2 separate regions of the Homo sapiens genome follow, and region 2 is linked to region 1. Evidence: chromatin contacts called from ENCODE Hi-C data. All regions are on one chromosome and are shown on one strand. Each heading gives the region's core, a stretch centred on a gene start or an enhancer-like site at or near the end of the contact. The rest is flanking DNA. Distances are from core to core; before and after follow the strand shown.

The links. A loop is a pair of places that touch in the nucleus more often than their neighbours do. Pooled maps may share reads with other maps.
Region 2: a map of naive thymus-derived CD4-positive, alpha-beta T cell shows a loop between it and region 1 (9-fold over the local background). The contact joins the promoter of PPA2 here to the promoter of GAR1-DT in region 1. A Hi-C loop is called at or near these places in 2 of 168 maps with a recorded cell type or tissue (CD8-positive, alpha-beta T cell and naive thymus-derived CD4-positive, alpha-beta T cell) and 5 of 50 pooled maps.

What each region holds. Positions count from the first base shown.
Region 1 is chr4:109,812,769-109,818,776 of GRCh38, reverse strand. It overlaps GAR1-DT (GAR1 divergent transcript), which reads left to right and starts at 3,395. Exons shown (of 2, transcript NR_186620.1): 1 at 3,395-3,946; 2 at 5,177-5,858. GAR1 (GAR1 ribonucleoprotein) reads right to left here and starts at 3,015. Exons shown (of 7, transcript NM_018983.4): 1 at 2,973-3,015; 2 at 2,399-2,624; 3 at 687-841. The coding sequence starts at 2,612. RefSeq lists enhancers at 2,270-2,339, 2,510-2,559, 2,910-2,959, 2,970-3,369, 3,540-3,639.
Region 2 is chr4:105,469,304-105,475,311 of GRCh38, reverse strand. It overlaps PPA2 (inorganic pyrophosphatase 2), which reads left to right and starts at 1,250. Exons shown (of 12, transcript NM_176869.3): 1 at 1,250-1,418. The coding sequence starts at 1,262. RefSeq lists a silencer at 1,060-1,269 and enhancers at 1,490-1,609, 1,900-2,069.

The sequences.
Region 1 (6,008 bases), core at 2,146-4,645:
CCTGGCCAACATGGTGAAACCCCACCTCCACCAAAAATACAAAAATCAGCCGGGCATGGTGGCGCTCACCTGTAATCTCAGCTACTTGAAAGGCTGAGGCACGAGAATTGCTCGAACCCAGGAGGCGGAGGTTGTAGTGAGATGAGATCGTGCCACTGCACTCCACCCTGGGCAACAGAGTGAGTCTCTGTCAAAAAAAAAAAAAAAAAGGAAAAAAGAAAGGAAGGAAGGGAGGAAGGGAGGGAGGGAAGAAGGCAGGGAAAGAGCAAGAGAGAGAAAGAAAGAGAGAGAGAAAGAGAGAGAAAGAAAGAAAGAGAGAAAGAGAAAAAGAGAGAGAGAGAAAGGAAGGAAGGAGTTTCCAGAGTAGTGGGGGCACCAAACAACTTCTAATTCTACATTTCCAGTGGCACCACTACATCCAAATCAGCCAACTTAATCCTGTAGTACTTATCCAAATGGCCATCATTAATAGAATTTTCCAAAAAAAAAGTCACCGTTCTAGGGTCTGTCATTTTAATATCTATGGATGAATACATTCTCCCCTTGATTCTCCTTCATGGTCCAATCTGTAGCAATCCTGTCTAATTTAATGAAGCAACAACTTTAATTTATACTTAACTGCCTCCTCAGAAAAATGCAAATAGCAACCTTTGAATATTATCAGGCCTTCCAATGAAAAAGGATACAAAATCTCTGAGTTGTCCAAATATTTCATCCACTTTTCCAATTTGTTCTTTGTTTTCTAAGTAAACAGGAGCATTGAAATAAGGCACCTTATTTTCATCTGTGGTACATTTACAAACTATGTCATCTTCACAGGGATGCAGGAACTCTCCTAATACTGAAACAGGACAAGAAAATGTTAAAACATAGAACTATTTCAAACGATACTGACCAACTGCTTCTGGAAGCTTTCTTTTTGGCTACCTGGGACTTCACCATAACTGCTCTCCTCTGAGGCAGAAGACCACAGTCTTAGGACTTCCTGGGCTGGTATACCAACTCCACAACACACTAGCTATTTGACCTAGGAGAAGTTACCCACCCTCTCTCTAATTCAGTGTCTCATTTTTAGTATGCACTAATAACATATAATGTATAGCTATACCTAATATACAGTAATGTAAGCACTCAATGGAATAACAAATGTCAAGTGCTTAGAACAGTGCCTGGCACACTGACACCATTCAACCTGTAACAGTTATGTTATTACAACTTATTATCTGATTCAAAACTCTGCTTCATTCTCTTGGTTCTCCCTTTTCTTCAATGCCTAACAGAATCAGCCTTCATTCTTTTTTTTTTTCTCTTGCCTTAGAACTTTTCCATTCCCACTACCACCTCTTTAACAATGATTCATTGTTTTCAAGGACATCTGGAATCTCAAAATAACTACCTTTATTTCTAACTAGACTGTCACCCCAAACTAAAATACCACATTCCTGCAAAACCAAGTCTTCATTCCTATCACCCAAGCTCAAAACCTGGAACCCTTTATTATCAGCATTAGCTAAGTTCTACCGATTTTGTTTCCTTTGAAATCTCTCTCCTATCTAACCCTTCCTTTTTTTTCCTCACTGTCACCATCCTGATTCAGGCTCTCAAGGTCTCATGTATGGACTGGTACAACAGCTTGTGGGCTGGGACCTTTTATTCTAGAAACTGCTCCTTTCAAACCATCCTGCATACTCATCCAAGCCATTCTTAGTTAGACACTACTCACCCTCTCTCCTCTTTAATGTAGTAAGTTTCACTTTCTGTGACTTCCATTCCCATCTCATTGTTAATTACTCTAAAACTACCCTAAATAGGTGTTTTTCTAGATTTCCTCTCTGGCAGTTTCCCTCTCAAGCAAATTGTTTTCTCACTTATCTACTTTTGAGTAGTAACAGAAAGCATGGGCTTTGGAGTCAGAATACTTGGCTTTGTATTTCTTTCTTTTCTGTACAGACAGGGTCTCCTGCTTTATTATCCAGGCTGGTCTCTAACTCCCGGCTTCAAAAGATCCTCCCGTCTTAGCTTCCCAAAGTGTTGGGATTACAGGCGTGAGCCACCGCACCCAGCCTGTATTTCAGCTATATCACTAATTGATCACTTATCACTAACCTTATGACCCCAGCAAAAAAACTTAACTCTAAATCATAGTTTTCTCATCTGTAAAATCGGGGAATTAGGCATAAGTACTCACGATTACCTATTTAATATCTTCCTGTCAACCCTCAAGTTCCACCTCCAAGATGCATTCTAAGTATCCCTCAGCTTTCTTGATCTCCCCACTCCACCCTTACATGCTACATTCTCCACACAGGCTTGTGTATCCCAAACTTGCTGCCTAACAACACAAACCCCCAACCCACACCTACTCCTTCAAATAAGCTAAATACTGAAGACTGCATACAGACTACACGTTCTGGAGGTCCTTGGTCTTGGCCTTTGTTAAAGCCTCCGCGGCCACCCCCTCGTCCAAATCCTCCCCTGCCGCCGCCTCTGAAATTGCCGCCGCCTCCACCGCCGCCTCCACCTCGGAAGTGGTTGCTGCTGCCACCTCGGTTGAAGCCGCCACCTCCACCACCTCGATTAAAGCCTCCACGACCTCCGCCTCGAAAAGACATTCTCTCTCCTCCCTGATGAAAAAAAAACGACCTATGTCTTCTGATCACTGTAGCCTCTGAGTATACTCCAACCCCTCGGAGCTGCGGTGAGAACACCATAAAGGAGACAAAAGCAGCCCTGTCACCTCACCCACGGTCAGACAGCCAGTGACCACCAACCTGATGGGTGAAGAGTTTACTTCTCCATGGTCTCGTGAGCGCCGACCGACCACACACCACCCTTGCCGCCCCATGATTAGTATCTCCTCCCCCTACAGACAGCAAGGTCTTCGCACCGCATCCCCTTCCTTCCTCCCTCCCTCCGGCAGTTGGGTTCCACGTCCAGCATTTTCAAATCCTCCGGCTTCTACGGCCACTCACCGGCGCCACGTGCCCCTCTGGCCCTGGCCTTGCGCACACACCCACCCGCGGGGTACTTCCGCCGCGCTGGAACCTCCTCGGTTACCGTACCGCCACAGAGTTTTTTAAAGACCAGAAACTTGAATAACTGGTTTGCCAAAAAAAAAAGCCAATCACCCGCGGAACAAGCAACACTGGTTCCAAAACAGCCTTTAGCGCTGGAAAAGTGGCAATAATAGATAACCTTAACCACTAATTTACAACAGAGAGGCCAACTTGCCTGACGCTGAGCCGTGGAAGTGACGTATAACAGCGGCGTCCTTTGCAGCACGACGTCCCGGAAGTGCTGCGGCAATGTTGCTCTTGGAGATAGCTGGCGTTAGGGATCCGCCTTCTCTCCCAGAGGCGGGGCAGGTTTCTGTTTGGTTGCCGCCCTAACGGCCAGAACTAAAGCACCTTGCAAGGAATGAAGTTGGTTCTTGAAGTCCGTGCTGACTGGCTGGGCGCATTTGCGCATTTGCTTCTCTGGCTGCAAAATGGCCCGCAACAGCACTCACTAATTTGTTGCTAACTTCAGGAACTGTGCGGACAGGTCTCTGAGGCTTCTGAGCCGCGCTATGTCCAGTAGATCTGGGCGCCTCAGAACCTGTCACAGCCGACGGAAGCGTTTATCTGAGTTTCTTGTTTCTTCCCAACCTTTTGATTTTCGCACCATTACGCGCTCAACTATGCCTCTTCTTTTGTCCTATGGTCTCAACTAATTAAAGGAAGAAAAGCAATGCATGTGTGTGTGTAATTTTAAAGAAACTATGCTGTCTTATAGAAAACCAAACCATCATTTTTATCTTTTGTACCAGGTATTCAAGTATGTTTTGAGCACCGACGGGCTGTGAACTGGACTGTGCTGAAAGCTCCTCTCCCTCTTCTCTCTTTAAGCCCTTTATATTTGACATCAGCTTCCCCCACATTCTCCAAAGCTTCTCTCACAAATAAAGGTAATGACTTCCCATTTATTAAATTTGGTTGGAGTCTTTTACACCCAAACCCTCTGAGACCTTACCTTGATATTTGATCTCGTGTTTAGAAGAGGGTGGAACTTGGTACCTATCTAATTCAGAGGGTTATTGTAAATGGGATTTTAAAATACCTTTGTAGGCGGGGCGTGGTGGCTCACGCCTGTAATCCCAGCACTTTGGGAGGCCAAGGCAGATGGATCACTTGAGATCAGGAGTTCGAGACCAGCCTGGCCAATACGGTGAAACCCCTTCTCTACTAAAAATACAAAAATCAGCCGGGCATGGTGGCACACGCCTGTAATCGCAGCTACTCGGGAGGCTGAGGCAGGAGAATCGCTTGAACCCGGGAGGCGGAGGTTGCCGTGAGCCGAGATCACGCCACTGCACTCCAGCCTGGACGACAGAGCAAGGCTTGGTCTCAAAACAAACAAAAAACAAAATAAGTGAGAGAGGAAACTTTACTTGTTCTTTTTCTTTTAGTTTAGTAAATGCTGCAATTTGATTTTAACGAATGTTGGTCTTTTTATGGGCCTATATAAGTGTATTATTTTTGAAACAAAAAATGAAAATTACCTATTTAGTATGAAACCTTTGCTTATCTTTTGCTGTGTATTTGCTCAATTCTGAATTGAACTTGAGATTGTCACACACAGATTGCATTTTCAACTGAAATGAGATGATTTTTGTCTTTACTCTTAAAACTTAGTGAGAAAAAGCTTGCTTGAACAAGAAGTTTTAAAGTATGTCAAAATGTTTATTACTTTCTTAAAAATGTCAAGCTGCTCTTCTTTCTCAGAAATCCAAAACTTGTAGAAGCACAGATCAGGCCAGGTGCTGTGGCTGACGCCTGTAATCCCAGCATTTTGGGAGGCTGAGGCAGGCAGATCACCTGTGGTCAGGAGTTCAAGACCAGCCTGGCCAACATGGTGAAACCCTGTCTCTACTAAAAATACAAAACTTAGCCGGGCGTGGTGGCGGGCGCCTGTAATCCTAGCTATTTGGGAGGCTGAGGCAGGAGAATCGCTTGAACCCGGGAGGCGGAGATTGCAGTGAGCCAAGATTGCGCCACTGCATTCCAGCCTGGGCAACAGAGCAAGACTCCGTCTCAAAAAAAAAAAAAAAAAAAAAAAGAAGGAGAAACACAAATAAGTACATTTCATCTTATATCTACAGTCATACATTCACAAAGTTCTTCCTCTTTTCTCAAAGCCAGGTGCTCAGGCTGAGAAGATTCAAGGAAAGGGTTCCTCACGTAGTTATACAGTTGTGTTCCAGGGGAAGGAAAATATTGTTCGGTTTTGTTCTGCAATTCCCCACGGTGGTTTTCGGTAAGACTTGAGACTTCCTTATTCTAAAGTCCAAGCAGCAGTGGAAACATTTCAAGATCCCTTTTTGCAATATAACTTTTCCAAAGATTCAATATTTATTTAAACCCAAAAATCTTGTCACTCGAAGTAAAACGATTTTCTCCAGGGCCTGAAGATCCTTGTTCAACTAGTTCATGTGATGAAAATGTCTGTTAAGTAGGTGATATGGTTTGGATGTTTGTTCCCTCCAAATCTCATGCTGAAATTTGATTCCCAGTGTCGTAGATGGGACCTCGTGGGAGGTGATTGGATCATGGGGGCAGAATTCTCATGAATGGCTTAGCACCATCCCCTTGGTGATAAGTGAGTTTTCACTCAGTTCACTTGAGATGTGGTTGTTTTAAGAGTCTGTGACCTCTTCTATTTCTCTCTTGCTCCCACTCTTGCCATGTGACATGCTGGCTCCCCATCACCTTCCGCCATGATTGTAAGCTTCTAGAGACCTCACCAGAAACTGATGCCAGCACCATGCTTCCTGTAAAGCCTCCAGAACCATAAGCCAATTAAACCTCTTTCTTTATAAATTACCTAGCCTTGGGCATTTCTTTACAGCAATGCAAAAAAAAACAAAAATGCTGGTTTCCACAGCCATTCTTTATCTTCAAAGAATTTGGTAAAATCTGGGCTACTGTTTTCTTGAATGTATTTCTGTGATTCACTTTCTAGGTCAAGCG
Region 2 (6,008 bases), core at 1-2,500, 4.3 Mb after region 1:
TTATGGGAGCATTTGCCTTATAGTTATGCCTATTCAAGTTGACACATTACAAAGGTACCACTGTTGACAAAAACATTTTAGGATCTATAATCTTAGTAGAGTGTCTCTAAGTAGCTAGTCACAATATCTCCTAGGAATCCTTTCTGGAACTTGGGTAGACCAGTATCTCAATTTTAATGATCACACGATAATTGGAGATGCTGAAAGAACCTGGGTGCCCAGTAGGAAAGTAGCCTAGATGATGATAGTCCCAAAGAAGATGGACTAGAAAAAAATAAAATGACACGTGGCAGACTACTGGTTGTTCTACAATATCCATTCTCCTGGATACTGGCCCAAACCATCCTCCTATCTCAGCCTCCCAAGTAGCTGGAACTACAGGCGTGTGTGCCACCCCGCCTGGCCGATGCGCGGTGGCTCACGCCTGTAATCCCAGGACTTTGGGAGGCCAACGCAGGCGGATCAATGGAGGTCGGGAGTTCGAGACCAGTCTGACCAACATGGGGAAACTGTCTCTACTAAAAATACAAAAATTAGCTAGGCGTCGTGACGCATGCCTGTAATCCCAGTTACTCAGGAGGCTAAGGCAGGAGAATAGCTTGAACCCAGGAGGCGGAGGTTGCAGTGAGCCGAGATTGTACCATTGCATTCCAGCCCAGGCAACAGTGTGAGACTCCGTCTCAAAAACAAAACAACAACAAAAAATAATAAAATAAAAGAAAGAATAAATAATCTCTACTGGGTTAGGAAATGGCCTTATGGAGAAGATGGCATTTGAGTAAGCTACTTAGGGTTTTTTGCTCTGTAAGTCGGTGTCAACGTCCCGTTTTCACGTGGTGGCCTGATCATTTTGTCTTATAGTGATGTCTTTGCGTGCATGTGCGCTCATCTCCTATATTGGACAGGGTCTAGAGCAGTTCCTGGCACAGAGTAATCACTCAATATTACATCACTATACTAAAAAATCATGATAGTAATTCTTGACGGGATAAATGAAGGCATGAATAAATGTATGAATTAACGAGTGGCAGTGAGCTCTTCAGGGGTGGTGGGTCTTGTCTCACTCGTCTTTGAGCTGCGGCCTCGCTGAGGGCATAGTGCGCACAACTGGCTGGTGTTCCAGATTCCACTGGCAGGGACCAGGATCGCAGCCCGAGCGCCGGGGCGGGAGGGATGACTCCGGACGGTAGGGGGCACCGGCGTGCGGCCCGGCCGAGCCCCCAGGTAGCTCCGCGCGCACAGCAGGACCGTCATTGACGCCATGAGCGCGCTGCTGCGGCTGCTGCGCACGGGTGCCCCAGCCGCTGCGTGCCTGCGGTTGGGGACCAGTGCAGGGACCGGGTCGCGCCGTGCTATGGCCCTGTACCACACTGAGGAGCGCGGCCAGCCCTGCTCGCAGAATTACCGCCTCTTCTTTAGTAAGTAGCTCCCGGAGGTTCGCCGAGCGGCGCACCGGAGAAACCTGGGTGGGGGATGGAATGGGGGACACTTGGGACGCCCCGCGCGGTCTCCCTTCTCTCTTTTTGGGGCCCTCAGCGGTAGCCGCGCGGTCCAGGCCACCTTACTTCCCGCGGGAGCGCGCACCGAGTCACGAGAACTGCCAGCGAGGAGGCGGCGGATCAAGACCCCAAAGCGGAGAGCAGAGGCGCAGGGCTGCCGGCTGGGGGGTAGATAGCGCCCTGTGCCCTGCCAGCCGCCCTCCCCGAGGGGTAGGCAGAGTGCAAGCGGCCACCCCGCGGCGGCCTGCAGCCATTAGCCGGCCCGGCCGCCGTTCCCGGTTCACACAACTCAGTGAGGAAGGGAAGGCAGAGCCCGCCCACACGCCGGCCTTCCTAGAGGCGTAAGAAACCTCCTACTGCGGGAGCTCCCTGACGTCGGAGAGGCAGGCGGAACTTTGCGGATGCCTAATCCAGCGCGTCTTCTTTTTTTGGAGGGACTCTGATGAAGGTTCTTTCCCCAGAAGCTTGACTTGGTACGCACAAGTTTACACCCTGAGTGTGATCCACCATCCAAAGCCTCGTTGGTTCCGGAGCAGCCCCTTTTCCTCCCCAAGCTGAACAAGCCCAGAAGGCTAAGCGACTTCGGGGGGGTCCCTGAGTTGCCGAGCTCAGAGAAAGGACCCAGGTCTTCGTGACTCATTGTTCCGTGTACCCCATTGTTTCACTGTGTACGTTAACCGTAACAGAAAATAGCGATGTCGGTCGCTTGCCTTCACTCCCCACTGACTGCAGAGCCTTGGAGTGGTAGTATCAAAGTGGGCCTTGCATTATCGCTCCCCTTTTCGGAGCACTGGCTCTGGAGGCTTTCAGTTCTAAGCAGGCCCTCGAGTTCTTCACGTCTTAACTCTGTGACCCCGGACGAGTTTAAGTTGCTAAGCCTTGTTTTTTCTCATCCGTAAAATAGGGCTGCAAGTATTACATGACATTATATATGTAAACTGATTAGTCACAGGGCCTAAAATATAAATTACTATTGTTAATACCGATAATCATTATAGATATTTGTAATTTATGAGAGATTTGCAGTTATGCTACATGAGTTTAGGGTCGAGGATTATTTTGTGGGAAAGAAGAGTTTGCCTAAAGTCGTGTGATTATAATGCAACTAGTACTAGAATTTCTATTTTCTTCAAAATTGGTTGCAGTTTTCACCCTATGCCACATATTTTCTTCTATCTTTGGTTAAGACTGATCAGGTGAACAGGAAGTCTCAAATTTCTGAATGGATTATGTTCTAAAAGGTTACCATGTGATGATTAATGGGAATAGTCAGAAAAAATTATGAAGTGGCAGTTCGCTTTTTAAGCAGATTGAAAAAAGGCCTGTCTACTGCAAGTATTCTAGATTTGCAATAAGTACGGTAATTAATAGATACCCAAATAATAAATATTTATGAAGTGTGCTAGACACTGTTAGGCATAGTACAGAGATTCACAATATTACTATAATTATGGAAAAAGTAAATACACTGGTTGAGCAAAAACAGGCTTGAGAAGCCAGGAGCGCACAGAGTAGTTGACCCAGTACCGGATTTGGAATGGGGAGTCCTAGGCCATAATCTTGGCTCTGCCGTTAACTCGCTGTGTGCTGTTGGGTGGGTGGTTACTTCAGTTCTTTCTCACAGAGCCAGTTTCTTCAGCTGTAAAATGAAGCTTTTGACCTTGAAACGATGATCCTCAAGGTCCTTCTCAGCACTGGTATTCCCTGAAGGCATTGGATGAATAACGGAGATTCTAACAGTCTCTGTTAAGACAGGATGTCGAATGGGGGCATTTTTGGGAGTATGTTGGCCTCTTATTGTTGGTTTGTTTCTTTAGCTGCAAATGTACTTAGGACTCATGATTTTTCTGTAACTAGAGTGCCACAAATAAAATACGTTTTTCATTCAGTTGGATAAACAGGGCAGGAAAGAAGAAAACCCGATTTTACTAAGGTAAATGGGCAAAAACTGGAAGAAAGGGGAGTGTGGTTTTGGAGAGGGTCCCGATGGTAAGATCCTGATTGGAAGGTGTGTTGGTTAAACAATTTCTGAACTAACCGCCAGATGGCATCACTGGCCAGGACTGTTTACTACCTGCTAGAAGGGGTAGGGCAAAGTGAAACGAAGCCACTCTAGGGCGAATGGGGTAAGGGGAAAGCAACGAATAAATTGCCCTTTATAAAGATGATCACAGATTGGATATTTATTACTCAGTGTGTCTGTATGCAGTACTAGGGTGGACTAATGTCTCACTTCAAAAAAAATATGAGTGTAGTATACTTGGCCTAAAATTGTTACTCAGTGTTACTAAAGTGTAATCATTTTCCACATCTCCAAATATATTCCAAGTCTCTGAAATACTAGTGCATTGGGAGGTAGAACATTTTCGAGCTTCATGTCTGTAAATGGTTTCTCTTTACTGTCATTCAGTAAAATCAGAATAAATGATTGATGTAATACTTAAAAAAAAATTGGTGTTAAACTTTGTAGAAAGAGTGAGACAGGATGATTAGGGGAAAGGGTATCCTGATGGGAATCATCAGGCCTCCTTGGTGCCAGCCCTGACCCTGTTAGTATCTTGCTGTCACTTCACCTCCCTGCATCTCATTTTTTAAAACCATGGAATGAGGAGATTGGACCAGATGATCATTTTCCAGACTGCTTAGTTGAACACAAGCATCCCATGGTATATTATTAGGTTTTCGTTAAAACAGAGGGTTTCATGGTTTAATAAATTAGAACACTTCCCATTTTATTACTTTTTTGAAGAAGAATTTGCCTATTTAAGTTCTGGAAAATTCGGATGTAACTTCTCCAAAAACTGAACCACAGAGTACTTATTTCTCAGAACATTTGTTAACATCTTAGTGACATCAGGGTTATGATTTCTGCAACTTCCAGAAGCAACTGTGCTGTAACAGTTCTAAACTAATAGTCAAACCACTTAAGTTGTAGTCCTGACTTTACCGTCTTGGACAAGTCACTCGACTGAATTAACCAGAGGCATCCCTTACCTTCAGATGACATCCGGTAGCTCAGTTTCTCCGTAAATAAAATGGGGATAGCACTAGTAATTTTATAGAATTGCTGTGGCAGTTAAATGAGACTATGTGTGTAATTATCAGTGTCTCACACGTGATAGGTATTTAATAAATGTTATTTATTTTTCCCTTTTGACTTTAAGACATTAGACTAAAATCCTTATTATTAGATTCTGTGAAGGGAGAAAATAAGGTGATGTGATTGATTATTTTGAAGTGTTCCTGTTAATTTATAGGTTTCAGAAGGTTTTTTGTTGTTGTTGTTTATTCATTTTATTTTTATTTTTTTGGTTTGTTTGTTTGTTTAGAGATGGGGTCTCATACTTTTGCCCAAGCTGGAGCACAGTGTGCAATCACGACTCACAGCAGCCTTGACTTCCCCAGCTCAAGCGATCCTCTCACCTCTGTCTCCTGGGTAGCTGGGACTACAGGCATGCACCACTGTGCCCGGCTTCCTAGGTCTTAAAGTTTTAATGGGTACTTGCAGTCTTTTAAATTAACTGTGAAATCATAATGAAGTTAGACTCACTTATATTGAGCCAAAGACCTAATGCTGCATGCCAGTATTCCTTTGATATCTTGCGTGTTTTTGTTTGTTTTGTTTCGTTAATAACTTGAAATTTTATTTTAGATTTCATACTGTTCTCATAGGATAGGGAAAAGCTATGCTTTCCATAATTAGGAATTTTGTTATTATGGGATAGGCAACTGGTTTACTTAGAGAAATAGTGCTGTGGATAATTCAAGTTGCTTTTATTTAGTCTGGGAATGAACCAAGCAGTTCTTTAAAATTAATTTGCTTTGTCACTTATAGTAAGCATGTGCTTGTGTTGAAATTACTGTAGGTTTTCTTTATGTCATTTGGGTAGTAGGAGGAATCTGCCATTGAAAGTGCTGTATCTTTGGACTTAAAAGAGAACTTCCCGTGAATAATCCACAAAATTTGTTTGAGTCTTAAATATGAGTTTCTGTAACTTTTTAAAGTTGGCCTATATCATAGAACTTCAACTGATATAATGGAACACAATGGGTTTTGTGTGAATATAGAAAAAGTATTTTATTTGATTTTTCAGTCCTTAAAACCTTAAACGTTTTCTATATCAGTGCTGTGAAATAGGAATTGTGTGATCTATATGGAACAGAGGAAGCATTTTTATTGAAGTTTTTAGGCTCCTTTACATTTCTTAATCTTTTTATCAGAAAATAAAACAAAGTTAGCTTTAGTCATTGCTGAAGCTTCCAGTAAGAATCTCTATAAGTGGTTTTGTAGTCGTGTGTAATCATATGTTGGTATATGGCATACATTTAGCTGTCTGGTATAGATACATAAAATTAGGTATGGTTTTCACATTCCATTCAATTTTCTCACTTGCTCTAGTGTAAGTAATAAACTTTCATCCTGATACAACTTGCTCTTGTGAGAGAAAGAATCACATAGATAACTTAGAAAATGCTAGAATAAAATCTGATTTCAGACCAGTTGAAGGG